2 separate regions of the Homo sapiens genome follow, and region 2 is linked to region 1. A link is a contact called in ENCODE Hi-C or POLR2A ChIA-PET data. All regions are on one chromosome and are shown on one strand. The core of a region is the stretch at or near the end of the contact, and the rest is flanking DNA. Distances in the headings are between cores, read along the strand shown. Region 1 overlaps SIPA1L1 (signal induced proliferation associated 1 like 1). Region 2 overlaps SIPA1L1 (signal induced proliferation associated 1 like 1).

The links. A loop is a pair of places that touch in the nucleus more often than their neighbours do. ChIA-PET counts read pairs that join two places held with the same protein, here RNA polymerase II (POLR2A). Pooled maps may share reads with other maps.
Region 2: a map of posterior cingulate gyrus shows a loop between it and region 1 (1.9-fold over the local background). The contact joins two enhancer-like sites. A Hi-C loop is called at or near these places in 3 of 168 maps with a recorded cell type or tissue (OCI-LY7, dorsolateral prefrontal cortex and posterior cingulate gyrus), 13 of 37 single-sample maps with no recorded cell type and 12 of 50 pooled maps. POLR2A ChIA-PET finds 5 or more read pairs at or near these places in 6 of 52 experiments (AG04450, Caco-2, H1 and 3 more).

What each region holds. Positions count from the first base shown.
Region 1 is chr14:71,476,055-71,482,807 of GRCh38, forward strand. The region is part of intron 2 of SIPA1L1 (signal induced proliferation associated 1 like 1); the gene reads left to right. Among named protein-coding and RNA genes, the nearest start is that of SNORD56B, 81 kb to the left of the region's middle. Within about 2 kb of position 2,662, at least 2 of the 41 ENCODE cell types and tissues checked have a DNase peak (open chromatin) inside an H3K27ac peak, as active enhancers do.
Region 2 is chr14:71,525,780-71,532,532 of GRCh38, forward strand. It overlaps SIPA1L1 (signal induced proliferation associated 1 like 1), which reads left to right. Exons shown (of 24, transcript NM_001386936.1): 4 at 3,533-3,591. Among named protein-coding and RNA genes, the nearest start is that of SNORD56B, 130 kb to the left of the region's middle. Within about 2 kb of position 4,197, at least 6 of the 41 ENCODE cell types and tissues checked have a DNase peak (open chromatin) inside an H3K27ac peak, as active enhancers do.

The DNA of each region.
Region 1 (6,753 bases), core at 1,412-3,911:
ACCGCAGTTGTGGTGGTCTTGATGACACAGTGCAGATGCTCCTGCTGAAACTGGTTTCTGTGACCTTTTCCTTTTGTATACACACTCTTCAAGTTTTAAAACAAACTGTATGTGTATTGGGTGCTTCCTGTTGAGGAAATGAAGGAGGTATGTATAACCCGGTGGGGTAGAGATGGGCCTGGATTGTAGTGGACAAATTTTGGATGACTCCGAGTTCATGCATCTGTTTCCCGGATGTTTCACCTGCTTTGTAACATCAGTGTCTCAAAAGCCAGAAGCCAAATGGCAAGAACTGTTGGGCTCTGTTGAACATTAGCGTTCTTGCTGTTAAACAGTCATATTTTTGTGGCTGAACAGTTAACTTTGGAAAGAAATGGTTTTGTGGTATCTCTAAAAATATTTTATAAGTACACTGGTTTAAATAACACTTAATACTACATTGTTCCATTATCTTTAAAACTCATTTCTGTGGCAGTTTTCAGTACCATATTTATGTAAGTTAGTCATAAAATATGTTTTTGTAAATTTGAGGTATTTTTATGTTTTTTTAAAACTTTTTTGTGCCTCCGAATAACAAATCTGTCAATTTGTTCGTTTTATTTATTTATTTATTTATTTATTTATTTATTTATTTATTTTTTGAGATGGAGTCTAGATCTGTTGCCCAGGCTGGAGTGCAGTGGTGTGATCTCAGCACACTGCAAGCTCTGCCTCGCGGGTTCACACCATTCCCCTGCCTCAGCCTCCCAAGTAGCTGGGACTACAGGCGCCTGCCACCATGCCCGGCTAATTTTTTGTATTTTTTTTTAAGAGAGACGGGTTTTCACCGTGTTAGCCAGGATGGTATCAATCTAAACACGTATAGACTTGTGTAACTACCCCATAACTCTTCTACCTCGCTCAAAAAGTTTCTTTGTGGGCCAGGCATAGTGGCTCACGCCTATAATCCCAGCACTTTGGGAGGCCGAGGCAGGTGGATCATTTGAGGTCAGGAGTTTGAGGCCAGCCTGGCCAACATGGTGAAACCCCATCTCTAAAAATACAAAAATTATCCAGGTGTGGTGGTGCAATCTCAGCTACTCAGTAATCTCAGCTACTCGGGAGGCTGAGGCAGGAGAGTTGCTTGAACCTGGGAGGTGGAGGTTGCAGTGAGCTGAGATGGTGCTACTGCACTCCAGCCTGGGCGACAGAGCAAGACTCTTTAAAACAAGAACAAAAAAGTTCTTTTATGTTATACTGTCTCCCCACCTCTACCTCCTGTCTAACACTGATCTGTTCCCCATCTCCATAGTTTTCTCTCTGTAAGAAAAAAACAAAACAAAACAAAACAAAAAAAACAAAAACGCGGGTGTCACTGTGTTGCCCAGGCTGGTCTCCGATAGTGTTCTCTCTGGGATGGTGTCATTTATGTGGAAGTATAGAGCAGACCATCTCTAATTAATTAATTAATCAATTAATTAATTATTTTAACAGATGGCGTCTCGCCGTGTTGCCCGGGCTGGTCTCAAATTCCTGGGCTCAAATGAGCCTCCCAAAGTGCGAGGACCTAGATCATGTTTTGAAGCTGACTTCTTTCCCTGAATATAATGCCTTGGAGGTTCATGCAATTTGTTGTGGATAGTATAGATACTTGGTTCCTTTTAATAGCTGAGTAGATCCCTTTATATGAAGGTACTGCAATTTATTTATCCAGTGTCCCATTGAAGGACATTTGGTTTGTTCTACTTTGGAGGTATTAAAAAAAAAAAAGCTACTGTGAACATTTGTGTTTTAGTGTTTATGTGAACATAGGCTTTCCTTTCCCTTGGGTAAATTCCCAGGACTGGGATTGCTGGATTACATGGTAGGGGTATGTTTAACTTTCTGAGGAACTTTGAAATTATTTTCCAGAGTATTTGTGTCATTTTCCATTTACACCAGCAATGTATAAAAGTTTCAGATGCATGGCATCCTTGACAGCATTTCCTGTTATCAAGGTATTATCAGTATTTTTTATTTTACCCATTTGGATGGATGTGTAGTGGTGTCTCATTATGGTGTTAACCTGCATTTCTCTAGTGGCTAATGAGGTTGAACATTTTTTCATATGCTTACTTGCCATTTGTATATCTTTTTTGATGAAGCATCTGTTCAAGGTTTTAAATAACCACTTTTTAAATTGGGTTATTTCTTGGTTGAGTTTTCAGTTTTATTTTGTTTTTATGTATTCTGGATACAAATTATTTGTTGCATATGTGATTTGCAAATTTTTTTCCAAGTCTATACCTTATTTTTTCATTTGCTTAATAGTGTATTTCTCTGAACAAAATTTCTCTAATTTTGAAGAAGTACAGTTTATCTTTTTTTTAAAGTACAGTGGGGGTGATTTCCAAGAACTCTTTGACTAACTAAAGGTTATAAAGATTTTATGTTTTCTCTTAAAAGTTTTATAGTTTTACATTTAGATATATATGATTTATTTTGAATTAATATTTCTGTAAGATCTGTTTTAGGTCAGGTTTCCTTTTTTAGATATGGATGTCTAATTATTCCAGCACCTTTGTTGAAAACACAATCTTTCTCCATTGAATTGCCATTGTACCTTTACCAAGAATCAATTGGTTATATTTGTGTAAGTCGATTTCTCCATGACTTCCTCCTTCCCTGGGGTTCCCCTTTTTACTTTTCCAGCCACAGAGATGAGACATTAGAATAGGACGTACTTCCTGTGACTGCTTGCATTTCGGGCCAAGAGGCAGAAAGACAGAGGAAAAAAGCAGCAGATGTTTGCTCCTACATCTTGAGATCAGAGCTCCTCTGATCAGAGAGGAAGGTTCCTTTCCCTCAGAGTATATGTGACTGTTGTCCCCGCTGTCCACCACCACCTTGGAATTGCCTTGGATTGGGAAGCAAGAGAATTAAAAAGAAAAAAAAAAGGAAAGAAAAATGGAGTGTTTCCCCCATTTTCTCCAGGTTTAGGAATTCCCTTTTCTGCTCCTCTAGCTAAAACTCAGTTTGTTCCCTCTGTCCACATCCTGGTATGCCATGTCTAGCTGCCTTGAGTCCAGGCTGGTGATTTCTTACGAAAAAAGTGGGACGCTCATTGCCAGTTTGGTAGTACCTTGAGATTCATTCTTCTTCCCTAATCAGCCTGCTATCGTTTACTTTTCAGACCCCTCAAATAGCTGCTTATAATCTTTCCAGGTATTATAACTGCATTCAGTAGAGAAATGAGATGGAGTACCCTTCCTTCATCCTACCCAGGACCAGTACCCCTCTTTTTCCATGTGTGTGTGTATGTAGGTATGTATGTATGTATGTATGTATGTATGTATGTATGTGTGTATATATGTATGTATTCATTCATTCATTCATTTCTAGAGACAGGGTCTTGCTCTGTCACCCAGGCTGGAGTTTAGTGGCACAATTATAGCTAACTGGAACCTTGACCTTCTGGGTTCAAGTGATCCTCTTGCCTCAGCCTCCTGAGTAGCTGGGACTACAGGCATGTGCCACGATGCGGGGCCAATTTATTTTTTATTTTTTTTATTTTAAATAGAGACAAGGTCTCACTATATTGCCCTGGCTGCTCTTGAACTCTTGAGCTCATGCATTCCTCCTGCCTGGGCCTCCCAAAGTTAGGAGATTACAGACATGAACCAACACACCTGTCTAAACCCCTGTTTTGTTTTGTTTTGCTTTGCTTTGTTTTAAGACAGGGTCTCCCTCTGTCACCCACGCAGGAGTGCCATGGTGTGACATGGTTTACTGCAGCCCTGACCTCCCATACTAAAGGTATCCTCTTGTCTCTGCCTCCCTAGTAGCTGGGACTACAGGCATATGCTACCATGCTGGACTAATTCTTTTTTTTTAATTTCTATTTTTAGTGGAGACAAGCCCTTACTATATTGTCCAGGATGATCTTGAATTCCTGGGCTCAAGCGATCCTCCAGCCTCAGCCTCCAAAAATGCTGGGATTACAGGCATGAGCCATTGCATGCAGTCCTCCTCTGTTTTTAAATACAAAGTTTAGACTAGTGTTTTTTTTGTTTTTTGTTTTTTTTTTTGAGACGGAGTCTTGCTCTGTTGCCCAGGCTGGAGTGCAGTTGTGTGATCTTGGCTCACTGCAACGTCCACCTCCCAGGTTCAAGCGATTCTCCTGCCTCAGCCTCCCAAGTAGCTGGGATTACAGGCGTTTGCCACCATGCCCAGCTAATTTTTTTGTATTTTTAGTAGAGACGGGTTTTTGCCATGTTGGCCAGGCCAGTCTTGAACTCCTGAGTCACCTCAGTTGATCTGCCCACCTCGGCCTCCCAAAGTGTTGGGATTACAGGCGTGAGCCACCGTGCCCGGCCAGACTAGTGTTTTTCACAAATTGCACACATCTTAAAATAATAGACATTCTGTTTCTCTTAGTCTTAAAAAAAAAAAAAAAAAGAAGAAGTCAGCCGTGCACAGTGGCTCACGCCTGTAATCCCAGCATTTTGGGAGGCCTAGTTGGGTGGAACACCTGAGGTCAGGAGTTTGAAACCAGCCTGGCCAACATGGTGAGACCCCGTCTCTACTAAAAATACAAAAATTAGCTGGGCTTGGTGGTGGGTGCCTGTAATCCCAGCTACTCGGGATGCTGAGGCAGGAGAATCACTTGAACCCAGGAGGCGGAGTTTGAAGTGAGCCAAGATTGCACCACTGTTTTCCAGCCTGGGTGACAGAGCAAGACTCTGTTTCCAAAACAAAAAACAAACAAACAAAAAAACAAAGGTCATTTTATCTTGGCTGAATTAATATATATTGTGTAAAATACAAGAACAAACTAGAAACCTTTCAGTTTTGTGGAAATTCTGTGCTAGGATCACAGTGGACTCTTTTCTTGCTTTTCCTTTCTACTAAAAAAATTAACAATTTAAAGTGAGCATTTTAATACCATATGTAAATTTACATTTAGTGCTATTTGATTTTAGGTGCAGAAATGCACCCAGGACACCTGTAGTCATTCACTTTCCTGTTTACCTTGTGGTTCTCATCTTTTGTTACTTTAAAAAATGTCTAATTTTAAGTCTTTTATATCCAATTATTGAGTTGCCTTTGAGATGTGATTTGATATGTTTTCATTCTGAACCCCTTGCATAAGTTCAGGCGAATTAGAGAATATAGGGAAGTCCAGGCTGGGAGTGGTGGCTCACGCCTGTAACCCTAGCACTTTGAGAACCTGAGGTGGGTGGATAGCTTGAACTCACGAGTCAGAGACCAGCCTGGGCAACATGGCAAAACCCTACCTCTACAAAAAATACAAAAATCAGCCGGACATGGTAGTGCATGCTTGTGATCCCAGCTACTTGGGATGCTGAGGTGGGAGGATGGCTTCAGCCTGGGAGGCAGAGGTTGCAGTGAACTGAGATGGCTCCATTGCACACCAGTTGCATTCTAGCCTGGGTGATAGCCAGACCTTCTGTAAAACAAACAAACAAACAACAACAACAACAGCAAAAAAAAAAGTCCCCAAAAAAAGAGAGGCTAATGATTAACATATTCATTCTCTACTGACTTTTTAAAAACATGGACTAAGTGTAATTATCCAGACAGCTGGTGAAAAACAAATATAGTTCAGTGGATTCCTAGTGAAAACAACTACGTGGTCTAAAAATTAGCTAATTTATTTTAAGTCATTATTTATCAGTAGAAAACCATTAAAAATTAGTGAGGGGGAAACTAACTGTAGGTGATCATAAATCTCTTGAAATCCACCCCCGGAGGCCATGTTAATGGAGTCACAGCAGGATATAGGAGTAGACAATTAGGAAGGTGAAGTTTAAGGTAATTAAGAATAACTCACATGGCATTTTAATTATAGAAAACGATAATAAAATACAAAGATGGAAGATAGTTGGATAATCCTATGACATCTCTTTATAGATATATCAAAATGGTAACTGGTATTTTTATGCTTTTAGTATTTATTTTCCACAAAATGGCAAGTGTCACAGGGCTTGAACGCTGCCCTCCTAAGTGTTTACCATGCTTTTGTTACTTAAGACTAATGAGACCATTGGGACCCTTTATGGAGCTCTGTGCCAGGCCCTGTGCTGAGCAGCTCACATAGGTTATGCCGTGTCATCCTCAGGAGAACCCTGGGAAGCTGGTCCTGATGGGCAGGAGAGAAAGCAGGCACAGAGAGTAGGTAAGTGCTAAGGATTCAAATCTACAGGGTCTGGCTGTAGAGCCTTTGCTCTTCAGCTTTTAGCTATAAGATCCCCTAGTTAAGTGGGGTGAAAGACTGAGAGGGAGGGGATTGGGAAGACCAAATGAAACAGTGAAGGATATTTTGACCAGAGGTGTAGAAGCTTCAAAATCAAGTGCTGGGTTTAGCGATTACCCAATCTCAACCAAGGAAAGAATGGGAACAGTCCAGTTCCAGGATTCATTATGCCACCAGAACATTTCTTCTGCCAATTTTTCCCAAGTCAGTGTGGTATAAGTAGCCACTTTTTGTTGCCACTCTTTCCCTGAGTACATCTCTCTCAGTCAAAGTGTGTGGAAACGCGCCTCATTAAATCTGTGCCGGGGACCAAATCCAAAGAAAGACTTAGACAGGATTAGAGAGGAGAGAAGAATTTAGTACTTTTTTCATAGGGATGAATTAGGGCTCTGATGTATTTAACCTCTTAAGCTTTCTGAATGATCTTATGGAGATGAGTCCTTGTCTGGGTTCAAAGAATTGACTCCTCTCCATCTTCTCTCCCTCTCACCCAAATTGAAGTGCTTTTAGCCAGTTGG
Region 2 (6,753 bases), core at 2,947-5,446, 51 kb after region 1:
AGGCAAGTTCAGTGACCTTCCAAATTGTGTTTCTAAGCTGTTTGTGTTACTTTTTAAATTCTGTATTGCTTACTTAGCAGATTATGTTAAAATGCAGGGACTTATTTCTACCAGTCTCTTCACCCATCTGTTACTTTCCTTCCTCCCTCTGTATTGCGTTTACCTCCTGCCACTCCTGTGTACGCTATCTAATCATAGCTCGTTCTCAAGTCCTACATGAAACTTGGAAGAGGAGTTTAGTTGCAATGCAGACATCACACTGTAGATGTGAAGGGAGAGCTTCAGGAACTTGCTTTGTGAGGGCACAAGGCTTGCATTCCATCAGTGTTTGAATCTGGGTATAGCATGCTATGAGAAAGCATCCACTTAGTAATGTGTCCCGTATTGTTTATTTATAATAATTACTGAAATGTTTTACTTTTTTTATTCAGAATGAAGACAAGTACATCATAAATTTATACCTTAATGAATTTTTCCAAATTGAACATAGTCGTGAAACTACCACTCAAATCAGGGAATCTAATATTATTAGCCCACCGAATTTCCCCCCTTTTCCTTCTCCCAGTCTGTATTTTCCCCTACATCCTACACTCAGTGGAAACTATTATTCTGACTTACATAGTTTTACCTATTACTGAACTTTATAAAACAGAATCATACAGTATATTCTTTCATGTGTCTGGCATCTTTGTCTCAACATTATGTTTGTGAGATTTATCAGTGTTCTTGTATTAGTTATGGTTCATTTATATTCATTGCTGTGTAGCAGGCGAAACTAAGGCTGGTGGACTGGCTGTTTTTGTAAATAAAGTTTTATCGGAACACAGCCAAGCCCGTATTGTCTATGGCTGCTTTTGTACTCCAAAGGCAGGTTTGAGCAGATGTGACAGGGACAGAGATTTTATGGCCTGCAAAGCCTGAAATATTTACTATTTGGCCCTTTACAGGAGAAAAAAAAAATCCTGATTCCTGCTCTATAATATTCCATTATATGAATATTCCACAATTTGTTACTGGGTTTCGGCTATTACAGCTAACACTTATTGGAAAATTATTGTATAGGATTTATGTTTGCACATTCCCAGGAGGCATTTACCTAGGAGTGGAATTGCTAGGTTGCAGGGTATGTTTATGTTCTGCTTTATTGGATGCTGCCAAACAGCTTTACGGTTTGTATTCCCATCAGCATTGTGTGAGAGTTGAATTGCTGCACATCCTAAGTCTTGGTGTTGTCAGATTTTAAAATTTCAGCCATTTTCATCATTATGTAATTTTATTTCATTGTAGTTTTAATTTGTATTTCCATGGTGATGCATGAAGTTGAACACCTTTTTATATGCTTGTTAGCCATTTTTATATTCTGTTTGGGTGGCTTGTCTTTTTCTTCTCCCCCTAGGACAGAGTCTTGCTCTGGTTGGGATGTGGTGGTGCAATTAGAGCTCACTGAAGCCTCGAACTCCTGGGGACAAGCGATCCTCCTGCTTCAGCCTCCCAAATAGCTGGGACTATAGGCGCACACCACCATGCCTAGCTAATTTTTTATTTTTATTTATTTTTATTTTTTAAACCAAGGAAGATGTTGAATTTTTTTTATTTTTTAATTTTTTTGTAGTGACAGGGTCTTGCTATGTTGCCCAGGCTGTTCTCAAACTCCTGGGCTCAAGCAATCCTCCTGCTTCAGCCTCCCAAAATGCTGGGATTACAGACATGAGCTACTGTGCACAGCCCTCTTATTAATTTGTAAGGAGTTCTTTATATGTTCTGAATCTGTCCTTTGGTAGATATATGTATTGCAAATATTTCCTTCTGTTTTGAGGCGTCCACTTTTCTTCTTTTAATGCTTAAAAATTTTTTTTTTAAAGCTTATTAACTATAATGAATACAGCAACATGGCTGAATCTCACACACACTGAGGCAAGTGAAGTTAGACACTGTATTTGTGGATACATGGACAGTGATCCTCAGCCTTGTCATCATACTACCTGGAAACTTAATTGTCTTAAAGCTTAGTTAGACTTTCATGTTTTTCAGTCCCTCTTAATTGAAAGTGTGGTTTGTTATATAGTTATGTGGTCTGAGGTTTGGATAAGGACAGAGTTCTTATCTTTCCTTTTTTTTGTTTTGAGACCGAGTCTCGCTCTATCGTCCAGGCTGGAGGAGTGCAGCAGCACAATCTCAGCTCACTGCAAGCTCCGCCTCCCAGGTTCAAGCGATTTTCGTGCCTGGGTCCCCAGAGTAGTTGGGATTACAGGCGTGAGCCATTGTACCGGCTATTATCTTTCCCTTTTGAATATTAAAAGCAATTCCAGCATCTTAAAAATCTCAAGTTCTGTGGGTGTGTTTGTTCAGCACTCCATAGTGTGCTGAATATTCATAGATTTTACTAAGTAAGATGATGCAGTATCAGATATTGGAATCATATTTTTGCATTTTTTTCTCCTGAGAACTGTCTCCTCAGATCTTCAAGTTAAGGAATTTAGAAATCGAAGCTTATTTATCTAGCTTTAAATTGCATTGGGTTGAACAGGTTAGTTGTGTCTTGTAGTGAGTAGACTACATGATTTTTGAGGTCTGTTTAATAATTCTATTTTTCAGCTGGGCGCAGTATCTCACGTCTGTAATCCCAGCACTTTGGGAGGCCGAGGCAGGTGGATTACCTGAGGTCAGGGGTTCGAGACCTGTCTGGGCAATATGGTGAAACCTTGTCTCTACTAAAAATACAAAAATTAGCTGGGCGTGATGGTGCGCGCCTCTAGTTCAGCTACTCGGGAGGCTGGGCAGGAGAATTGCTTGAACCTGGGAGGCAGAGGTTGTAGTGAGCCAAGATTGTGCCACTGCAGTGTAGCCTGGGTGACAGAATGATACTCCATCTCAAAAAGAGAAAAATAATAATTCTATTTTTTCCCCTTTTTGTTTCAGCTTTATAAATAGCAGTCCAGGGCAACAGTACTTGATAAAAAGGTATTTTGTTTGTTTTGGTTTGTTATGGTCAGCTCTACAAAGATGCATGTGACCTTAAAAATATTTAGAAATATTATAATACTACAGACAGGCCGGGCGCGGTGGCTCATGCCTGTAATCCCAGCACTTTGGGCGGCTGAGGCGGGCATATCACCTGAGGTCAGGAGTTCGAGACCAGCCTGACTAACATGGAGAAACCTCGTCTCTACTAAAAATACAAAATTAGCTGGGCGTGGTGGCACACGCCTGTAATCTCAGCTACTAGGGAGGTTGAGGCAGAAGAATCGCTTGAACCTGGGAGGTGGAGGTTGTGGTGAGCCAAGATCGCACCATTGCCCTCTAGCCTGGGCAACAAGAGTGAAACTCCATCTTAAAAAAAAAAAAAGAAAGAAATATGATAATACTAGAGACATTTTTCTCTAATGTCTAATTTAAAAGCAACTATTTACCTTAGAAAGGCTGGTTTGCCTCTTCTAGAACAAAGATAAGACCTGTGTAAGTTATACAGCTATTGTATTTTAGTGAAATTTATTGTGCACTTAACCAGGTTTTTTTTCTAATTTTATTTCAGGTTATACCTTATTGGTGTGGACGTTGTCTAAATTTCGGTAGCCATGGCACAAGAATATAGTAAGTACTATGCCATACTTCCTATGACCTACCTGCTTTACAAAGTGTTGATTTTCTGTGTTTAAATTTCTGATTAGAGAAATGAAAACATAGAAACAAAATTTTAAAAAATCTACTTTTCTCAAAGAGATGAAGTCGTTTGTCATCTGCTTTTTGAATCTATAGCTTTATATACAAATACAGTGTAATAGTGATTTATTTCGTATTCTGATACAGTATTGCTCAGGCTATTGCCTGTAAATAGTACTGACTGAACATTAGGGTTGGATCCATATCATGCGTTGCATCTATTCCTCATGTTATGGGGTTGAAGAACTGACTGCAGCTCGCCCTGATTAGGAGCAGTCTCATTTCTGCCTTGTCCATGATTGACTCATGAACTCTGGCTACATCAGTGAGTGCTGAGTGTTACCTGGCCAGGGGGATGGTTTCAGAGATGGTCCTGTAATCCTTTTCTACCCAGCGTGGCTCCAATGTGGGTTTGCCTGGAGCTTCTGGCAGAAGGCTTCTCATGGTTAGGACAGAGCTGCCTCTTACTTCTGGATGTTGTTGTGCGCTGGTGTGAGGTCTGGTGTAGCTGCAGCATTGTGGCTTCCGGACTGAGTGAGAAGCCACACAGGGTGGAGGACGGAGTCCAGAATCACAAGGAAACCAGCCCTGAAGCTTGCCCTTTCTCTGACGTCCAAGCATTTGAGCCAATACATTTCCTTTTTATTTAAGCCAGTTTGAGTTAGGAGCCAAAACAGCCTAAGTGATTCACTTAGTCTCCATTTTATTTTTAGTAATCCATTAGTTTCTCCCTGGGGAAATGTAGGAGTAATTGCAAAGCAAGGCAAAATAATACCATTAAATTAAACTGGCAGAGTGTGTTGGTGTTGACTGGCATACTCTTCACTCTTAACAGTTAGCAGGTAGTGATTTAGTATTCAAAGACATGAGAATAAAATATATCACTTTCAGATTCTACCCCACCCCCACACCCCCAGAAGGTTTTGCGTCCTGATCGACCAACTTGTGCTGTGAATGCTAAAAAGGGTCTTGGATACTGGCAGACTCATCCCTTTGCATAGGTAGGTGCATATTTGGCAGTGCAGACTTGTTCTTTGTGTTTTCTTAGAACAGTCTATACCCTTCTAATTCCTTGTTTTTGTTCTTGAAAAATTAGTAGGAATATTTCAAATATAAAAAGCATATAAGGCATAACACAAATATCCTTACCCCAGCTCCTTTTTGATTAGCAGAAAAACAAAATCCATGTTACCTCTCCTCAACACTCTATAGAGAAATCGAATGTTTACCAATTCCATTGAACATTAAAAAACCCAGGATATTTCTCTCTAACAGCAGTTCCCTTTCTTAATCCCCAAGAAGCCACTATCCTGGTTTTGGTCTTTATTATTCCCATGCATTTGTTTGTGTTCTTCCCACATAGTGTATTGTATGATTTTTGGATGCTTTTTAACTTTGAGTAAATGTAGATGCTATGTGCATTTATTACTCAAAATCGTAAGGGAGTTTAGAATAAATTGAGGATCGCTGAAAGAGGCTATAAATCTGTTCTTAGGTACTTGTGAAAAGATCTATTATTGGGTATCCTAGTGATCTGTGATAGAATGTTTTAGGTTTTGAATGGTCAATGAGTTTGAACCAACATGCTGATAGCTTTCTGTCTTATCTACTAATACGAAGCACTTTTCTCTGGTAATTGGCCTACCATTGAGTTCACTCTCTGTATCTACTTCTACACTCCTGTGCAGGTGTGGAATGTGCAGGATACTTATAGATCAATTGTGTCATTAATGAGGTTTTCAGAGTGTGTTGGTTGCTGTTTCATTTAAATAGCTCTATTCATTCTGTAGTCCAAATGATGCTTCTGGCATCATTTTTCTGCATTGTGAGAATTCGCCATTATGCCTACAAAATTTACTTCTTTTTTTTTTTTTTCTAAATTTGTCAGTTTGTCACTATGTTACTTTGTACTGGTAGCAGTAGTACAGAAGAGGGGTCTACTCCTAAGAACTGGCTGTCAGGTTGCACCTCGAAATAGTACTGTGTATCAGTCATCTGGGAGCCTCCTTGGAAATCTTTGTTGTGCCTTTATGTCCCTTGTGACCCAATATTGGGTCTTAGGGATCATTTTCTATCTTGTTCTTGTGTGAAATGTATCTTTTTTTTGTTTGCTTTTGCTTTTGTTTTTGTTGTTTTGTTTTTTAAGACAGGGTCTCACTCTGTTGCCCAGGCGGGAGTACAGTGGTGCAATCTCAGCTCATTGCAGCCTCGACCTCCCAGGCTCAAGTGATCCTCCCACCTCAGCCTCCCAATTAGCTGGGAATACAGGCATGATGAACCACCAGGTTTGGGTAATTTTTTGTATTTTTTGTCCGCCTCAGCCTTCAAGAGTGCTAGAATTACAAATGTGAGCCACCATGCCTGGCCTGAAATGAATCTTAAGTCATTTAAATTTTGCATTCAAAAAACTAATTCCCTTACTATTGGGGGAGTCCTGTTACCCTTTGCTCTTGCTTGGAATGTTGCCTCCATGAAACTGAATAGTCAGTTCCATTCAAAAATCATTAATCCTTTCAACTTGAGAACCTAATTACTGATAAAGTATCAGAGAAAAATTTACAACAATATAATTTCTGTTTTGTTTTTTTTTCTGGGTGCCATTTTTACTTAAATGTTTAACATTTGAAAAAAAGTGAACTCAAAAGATTTTTTCCCCTTTAATTTATACATATTATATCCATGTTACAGGAAGGAAAACATTAACATCTTTTGTTGAAATTGTTTGAAGATCTTACACTTTGTGAATGTATTGGTTGTTGTGTAATATGTTTTGTGTGCATTTTCTTTTTTAAAAAATCTGCATGTTATAGTTGGGTTTTAAGGGGAAAAGCCTATTGAAAATTTTCTTTGAAAAATCAATTCGGTGAACTGATATTACTCTTTTTTGTTTGTTTCTTGTGGAATGGAGTCTTCTTCTTTCTTATATATGAAAGGACTTGTATATATATTAATGGCATACAAAAGGACTTGTGTAAATATGGAAAGTGGTACAAAAACTTGGCTTGTTTTTGTACCGCCAGATGAAATGCTGCCTTTGTGGGGAACGGCCCCCTGGGCTGAGGGAGCTTCTAGACACTGACTCAGATCTGTAAT